2 separate regions of the Homo sapiens genome follow, and region 1 is linked to region 2. The links are chromatin contacts, found by Hi-C or POLR2A ChIA-PET in ENCODE. All regions are on one chromosome and are shown on one strand. Each heading gives the region's core, a stretch centred on a gene start or an enhancer-like site at or near the end of the contact. The rest is flanking DNA. Distances are from core to core; before and after follow the strand shown.

Evidence for each region. A loop is a pair of places that touch in the nucleus more often than their neighbours do. ChIA-PET counts read pairs that join two places held with the same protein, here RNA polymerase II (POLR2A). Pooled maps may share reads with other maps.
Region 1: a pooled map shows a loop between it and region 2 (2.3-fold over the local background). The contact joins the promoter of CCDC121 here to the enhancer-like site in region 2. A Hi-C loop is called at or near these places in 1 of 37 single-sample maps with no recorded cell type and 7 of 50 pooled maps. POLR2A ChIA-PET finds 5 or more read pairs at or near these places in 1 of 52 experiments (MCF 10A).

Annotation. Positions count from the first base shown.
Region 1 is chr2:27,627,704-27,631,085 of GRCh38, forward strand. It overlaps CCDC121 (coiled-coil domain containing 121), which reads right to left and starts at 1,309. Exons shown (of 2, transcript NM_024584.5): 1 at 1,247-1,309; 2 at 1-214. The coding sequence starts at 96. It overlaps GPN1 (GPN-loop GTPase 1), which reads left to right and starts at 1,347. Exons shown (of 14, transcript NM_007266.4): 1 at 1,347-1,466; 2 at 2,156-2,249; 3 at 3,324-3,363. The coding sequence starts at 1,356. RefSeq lists a silencer at 279-573 and enhancers at 1,022-1,081, 1,142-1,451, 1,492-1,591.
Region 2 is chr2:27,094,795-27,098,000 of GRCh38, forward strand. It overlaps KHK (ketohexokinase), which reads left to right. Exons shown (of 8, transcript NM_006488.3): 3 at 6-140; 4 at 1,935-2,007; 5 at 2,709-2,855. Among named protein-coding and RNA genes, the nearest start is that of KHK, 9.6 kb to the left of the region's middle. Within about 2 kb of position 1,562, at least 12 of the 41 ENCODE cell types and tissues checked have a DNase peak (open chromatin) inside an H3K27ac peak, as active enhancers do.

The DNA of each region.
Region 1 (3,382 bases), core at 59-2,558, 530 kb after region 2:
GACAAGTAACTTTTCTCGGTGTAGCTCCCTGGATTCCTCCAGTAGCTGTTTCCGCTGGGTTTGAGCTTGTTTTATATGCTTGTTCAGATCCGTCATTTCCGCCACTATCTTTTCTTTAAGCCTTGTCTCTACCTTTGTTAGCTTCTCTGGCTTGACAAAATTATTTATTAGACTATGATACGGTGGAAGGAGCCTTCTGGGGCCCTCAGCAAACCTGAAAGAACAAACGAGACATTCCTCTGTCAGTTAATGAAACTTTAGGAAGTAAGTGCACAACTGTCCTTCATTCATACAAGAGAATATTTCTGAGCACCAGAATGTTCCAGACATTATGCAAGGTGTGGGGAATCCAGCTAGTGGTAAAGGATGAGGAATGTAGCTCGTCATTTACAACGTGCATTCACTACAACCCTGGGAGGTATTACCTCAGTTTTAAAAAAGGAGAAAACAGGTTCAGAGAGTTTAAGTGACTTGCCCATGACTCACACCACTAGCAAGTGGCAGAGCCTGGGTATTAAAGCCAGATCTTATGACTTACTGAACACTGTTTGCAGCTACAAAGGGTCACAGAAACAGACTGGGTGGTCAGGAGTAGAAATAATTTTCTAGGCTCTTTCATCATCTTTCCTGAGTTTCTGAGGGACCTTCAGTGACTGGAGGGGAGGAAGCTCCCCTCCAGTACCTACTTGCACCTGGAATCCAAGCATTCATCCTGAAGGTCACGGCAACTGTGTAGTTCACTGAGGGTGACTGCCAAGGAATGAGCGCTAGCATCAGGAACCTGCGTCTGCAACTCGCGGGAACAATGTGCAAGTGTGGAAAGCTCCCGTAGTTTATTCGTTCGGTGCTCAAAGGGTCTCGGTGCTGCCCAGCAACCCTGGAGACTGCACCCTGCTCCAGTCCCGGCTGGTCCAGCCCTGAACTGTTTAACCGCCTCGGCTACCGAATAAGCCCGAGCAGCCGGTCCTCCAGTGGCTCCGCTCCCCGTTCTCTGTGGGCTCAAAATGACAGGCATGCTCCTCGTTTTCTTGCTGTGTGAGCCCTGCCCTCGGGACCCCATCTCTTCTGGCCTTCCTCCGGGAGACAAAAGCCCTCCCAGGCTGCAGAGATCAGCGCCCTTTTCCTAGCTCCCTTCAGCCTTCCTCTCGCTTGCTCAGCGCCCCCACTTCCTCGCCACTGTCACTAGTTGACTCATCAGCCCTGCCCGACGCTAAGAAGATGCCCTGGCAACCGCCGCGCCCCTCACCCGCTCCTTTCTGACGCTGTGGTGGTTTTCGTTCGCAGCCCAGAACATTGCGGAAGTTTCTCTACCCATGCGGTGTCTCTATGGTCGGGTGGGTGGGGCCAGGAGGAAGATGGCGGCGTCCGCAGCTGCCGCTGAGCTCCAGGCTTCTGGGGGTCCGCGGCACCCAGTGTGTCTGTTGGTGTTGGGAATGGCGGGATCCGGGAAAACCACTTTTGTACAGGTGACGTACACAGCATGGGTGTAGTAGGGGAGCGCAAAAGGTTGCCTCCGGCAGGCGGAAGGCCAGGAAGAAAGGGAGGGAAGAGGATTTGGAGGGTACCGGCGCATGGCTTTCGGGGGCTTCCCATCAACTTTAGTTCCTTCCCCGGCAAAGCCTCCTCGGGCCCTAGCCAGGTTAATTAAGGCTCTCTTCTGCGCACCTTCAGGGCATACTCGGTCCAGCTTACCACGTTGTACAGGAATTGTCTTGCTGATAAAATTGCGTTTCTCGGAGGCAAGTTACAAGTAACTTTAAAGATTAATACAGTGCTAGCACACAGGTTTTGGTGAAGATTTGCCAAATATTTCTTGCACGCCTGTCATGTTCCATTCACTGGGGATATAGCGAAAATGAGGTTGACAAGATTCATTCGTGGGGCCAAATATTTAATGGAGGAGATAGAGAAAACCCACATACGAAGAATCAAAACAAGTAAACAAGTGACTACGAGTAGGGGAAGCTTTGTTAGATGGGTGATGAAGAAAGGTAGCATTTGAACTGAGAGTTGTATCTTGGAGGTGGACATGGTGGATATTTCAGGTAGAAGAAAATCTAAGTGCAATATTCTTAAGGCATGGGTGTTAAAGGAATGGAAGTTCTCTCTTGTCCCCTCTTTGTCTCCTTCCAACCCTCTCCCCATATCTCTGCAGAGGCTCACAGGACACCTGCATGCCCAAGGCACTCCACCGTATGTGATCAACCTGGATCCAGCAGTACATGAAGTTCCCTTTCCTGCCAATATTGGTGAGTAAACCAGTAACATAACTTGTGTGCAGTGCTTTAAAGAGAATGGAAAAGGCCAGGCGTGGTGGCTCACGGCTGTAATCTCAGCACTTTGGGAGGCCGAGGCAGGTAGATCACGAGGTCAGGAGTTCAAGACCAGCCTGGCCAAGATGGTGAAACTCCATCTCTACTAAAAATACAAAAAATTAGCCAGGCACGGTGGCAGGCACCTGTAATTCCAGCTACTCGGGAGGCTGAGGCAGGAGAGTTGCTTGAACCCGGGTGGCAGAGGTTGCAGTGAGCCAAGATCGTGCCACTGCACTCCAGCCTGGTCAATAGAGTGAGACTCTGTAAAGCCTCCAGCCTGCCAGTCTTCAGTGCCTTCTTTTTTCATGTTTTCTAAACTATCTACTTTCATTTCCTTTGGATTTGCTTGCATTCCTAAACAGCTTAGGTTTTTTTTTTTTTTTTTTTTTTTTTAGACAGAGTCTCTGTCACCCAGGCCAGAGTGCAGTGGCGTGATTCACAGGTCACTGCAGCCTCAACATCCCAGGCTCAAGTGATCCTCCCACCTCAGCCTCCTGCCGCTATGCTGGGCTAGTTTTGTTTTGTTTGGAGAGACAAGGCCTCTCTATGTTGCCCAGGCTGGTCTTGAACTCCTGGGCTCAAGTAATCCTCCTGCCTTGGCCTCCCAAAGTGCTGGGATTATAGGTGTGAGCCACTGTGCCCAGCCTAACTCCTTTTAAAAAATCATGTCTGCATTGCCATTGTGTTGCCTTTGTCAGTAATAGGCAATTAGTAAGAAGCATTTTTTCCCCCTTGATTTTTGCCTCCCTTTTTCTAGGCATGTTTAAGTTGCATGAAACTTTGCACTTTGTGGAGACAAAACTCTTTGCCACAACTTTAGAGCTCCTAGCCCTAACATTCTTCATGATTTACTTGGCATTTATTCTTTGTAAGGAAGGAAACCAGTGTGAAAGTGGAGGTGGTAGAAGAGAATGCTGACAGGAGAAGGCTAGAAGGCCAGTTTTACTTTCCTGGTGGTAGGGAATGTGTATGTATTACATTCCAGTTAATTCTTTTTTTTCTCCTCAGATATTCGTGATACTGTAAAGTATAAAGAAGTAATGAAACAGTATCCTTTTCCATCTACT
Region 2 (3,206 bases), core at 312-2,811:
CTAAGCTTCCTGGTGGCCGACTTCAGGCGGCGGGGCGTGGACGTGTCTCAGGTGGCCTGGCAGAGCAAGGGGGACACCCCCAGCTCCTGCTGCATCATCAACAACTCCAATGGCAACCGTACCATTGTGCTCCATGACACGTAAGGCCCCCGGGCCTCGCCCTGCTACAACCCACCAATCAGTTGGCTCAATCAGTTCCCTCACTCGCCACCATGGGCATCCCAACTGCCCCCCTCTGTGGCTTCTGTGTACCAGAAGTTGCTCCCCTGCCAAAATGTCCAGTGATTTCCTAATTGCTTTCAATTAGGGGAAAAGTGAGGTGGGAAGGGATGGGCTTTGCTGTGCCTGGTGACTTGGCCTTGGTCAACACCAAAGAAGGGCAGGCAGGCCTATATAAACTGTAATTTATTAAGTGATTCCTCCATAATTATTAAATCGTTAATCAGCAGCTTGGCTGTGGGTGCGGGGAAACTGTTCTCAGGACAGAAGGGTGGGAGATGGGATTCAACCCTTCTTAAGAAGGGCTGTGGGGGGGTGCCCACTGGGATTTCCAAAGTCAGCCCCAGAGTTGCCAGCCTGCAGCATGGCACCAAGGAGCTGGGGTTTGGGTGTGTAAAAGAGATCAGCCCCCCAAAGTTTCCAGCATGATGAAGCCAGGCCACACACCATTCACAGCCATTGCTGAAGGAGGGGAAAGGAAACATGGGGTCAGCAGATCAGGGTCATCTAACATGGTGCTGACCTGGGGGAAGGGGCTATCCCTCCCTTCAGGGTCCCAGGCCACTCAAGAGAGGCCCCATGGGCCTAGACACTTCTTATCCCTTGCAGACTCCCTCCTGCAGGATTTTAGAGGTTTAGTGTACTAAGAACCTAGTACGTGCCAGGTACTGTTATGGCTGAGAGGGCCCAAGCCCAGCAGCCCTCAGGTTCAGGCTGTTCCTACGGCCCAGCCTGACTGCCGGACCTGGAGGAGGGGCAGCCATCCCTGGGCTTCATATGTGCAGTGAGTGTGAGTAGGCAGGCATATGTGCTACAGGTGACCTTCGCATTGGGCAATCCTAGTCAAATGCTTGTTAAGCAACAATCCGTAGTAACCCTGATCAAGGACACAACATAGCTATTTACAGGAGAGGAGCTCTGAGGAGAAATGTTTCTTGCCCACTGGCCTCAGTCCAGGCACATTCACACACATTACCTGCAACTGCAGCAGGCTGCAAGGGGGCTGGGGGTTTCAGCCCCATTTATCAATGTGGAAGTTGCCTCCCAAAGGCCCGGGCAGATCACACAGCTATAGTTAAGTGGAAGGACTCGGCTACAGAACGTGGAGCGGGGACTTTGGCTGAGTTGAGGTCTCTGGCTCAGGAGGGTCAAGGCAGACCTCTATCGGGAGTCCCCTTTCCTAAACCGGCCAAACACAAACTCTTCCTCAAGTGCTACCTTGACCTCAGGGTTGCAACGGGGAGCTATTAAACGCAGGACAGGGGTGCCATAGGTAAACCCCAACGCTGGGGCGCCAGAAGTGAGGGGGACCAGACAGCCCAGGCAGGGGGTCGCGGGCTTTATACTTTCCCAGGGCTCTGCCTGTGGGAGCCGTGTGCTGCTGCAAGGGATTCTGGGAAGTGTAGGCTTGGCGCTCTCAGTGCATTCTGGGAGATGCAGTCTCCAAGGCACACAGACCTTGCCAGTTGACATGTGTTGCAGTTCAGTTTACCGAGATAATTTAATCACAACCTCAAACTCAGGAAAGGGCACCCCAGCAGACTGTAACAGGGACAACCCTGGAGCTGAGCCTGAGAATCCTGTGCTGTGGATCCAGCTTCCTGTCATGCTGCCAGCAGTGCAGGCACAGGGTCCACAGCTGCCAGTTAGAGATCCTGGCTCTGCCTGACCCCATCATGCTCCTTCTTCTCTGTCTTTTCCATCCTGTGACCTAGGAGCCTGCCAGATGTGTCTGCTACAGACTTTGAGAAGGTTGATCTGACCCAGTTCAAGTGGATCCACATTGAGGTAAGCCCTGCCTTACCTGTGTTTCAAGGGGCTCAACCTGCCAGCCTCCTCCACATGTTCTGCCTCCTTGGTTTCTTTGAATCATGAAGTACCTTAGAGATAAATGAACCCAACCCCCTCATTCTCTCTCCATCTTTCCTTATGTCTTCAGGTGAGAAAACTAAGGCCCAGAAAGATTAGATGACTTACTCAAGGTCACACAGCAGAACGTAAGCACAGCTGGCTCCAGGCAAAGTCCTGTGCTTTCTGTGCTACGGGCTGCCCCATTGCCTCCAACTCTGCCTCTGGCGGATGTCTGACTGCTTAGGGCCTGACCCATTACCTCTGGGGAAGCAGGAAGGACAGGGCCTGACTCAGCTCCCAAATAAAGGGAACTAGAGCCTTTACTCCAAGAGAGGTTTTGGAGTCTGGGTGGAAGGAAATCCTGAGAAGTCCTGAGTTCTAGCTCCATCATTTAACCTATGGTAGGTCTTTCACAGTATCTTTTATTCTTTAGTCTTCTCATCTGTGGAATGGAGTAGCTGGTTGATAAGGTCTTCAAAGTCCACGACAGCTCTGAATGTTGTAATTTAGGATGGGGTTCTAGCCCAGCCTCCCCGAGGCCCTCTCCCTCCTCACCCAGAGTTTCAGCGGGGCAGGAAGAATGAGGCAGATTGGCCAGGCAGTGCCCAGCGGTCCTGAGCTGCCCTGTCCTGTACCAGGGCCGGAACGCATCGGAGCAGGTGAAGATGCTGCAGCGGATAGACGCACACAACACCAGGCAGCCTCCAGAGCAGAAGATCCGGGTGTCCGTGGAGGTGGAGAAGCCACGAGAGGAGCTCTTCCAGCTGTTTGGCTACGGAGACGTGGTGGGTGCCCCATTCAGCCTCTCTTTGCCACTTCCAGCTAATTTGGTTCTTAAAGGGAGCCAGAATCCTTTTATCCTGCCTACCACAATTGGAATAGTGGTTCCTGGTTTGGTGGTGTTTGAAGATGGGGGATGGGGGTTAAAGCAAAGAAGTAGACCCCTAGCCTTGGGCTCCAGTGCAGGCCTCAGCAGTGAGCAAGGAGTAGAATGTCTCCACCCCAGGTGGGTGCATAGGTGTAAGAATGCCCAGAGGGCTTGGGTAGGGCTTAAACAGCCACAGGGCAAGCCTGTGTGGAAGCATCTCCTCTCTGGGGCTCCCCAGTCTTTTCCTCTGCAGAATGAGGGCACACAA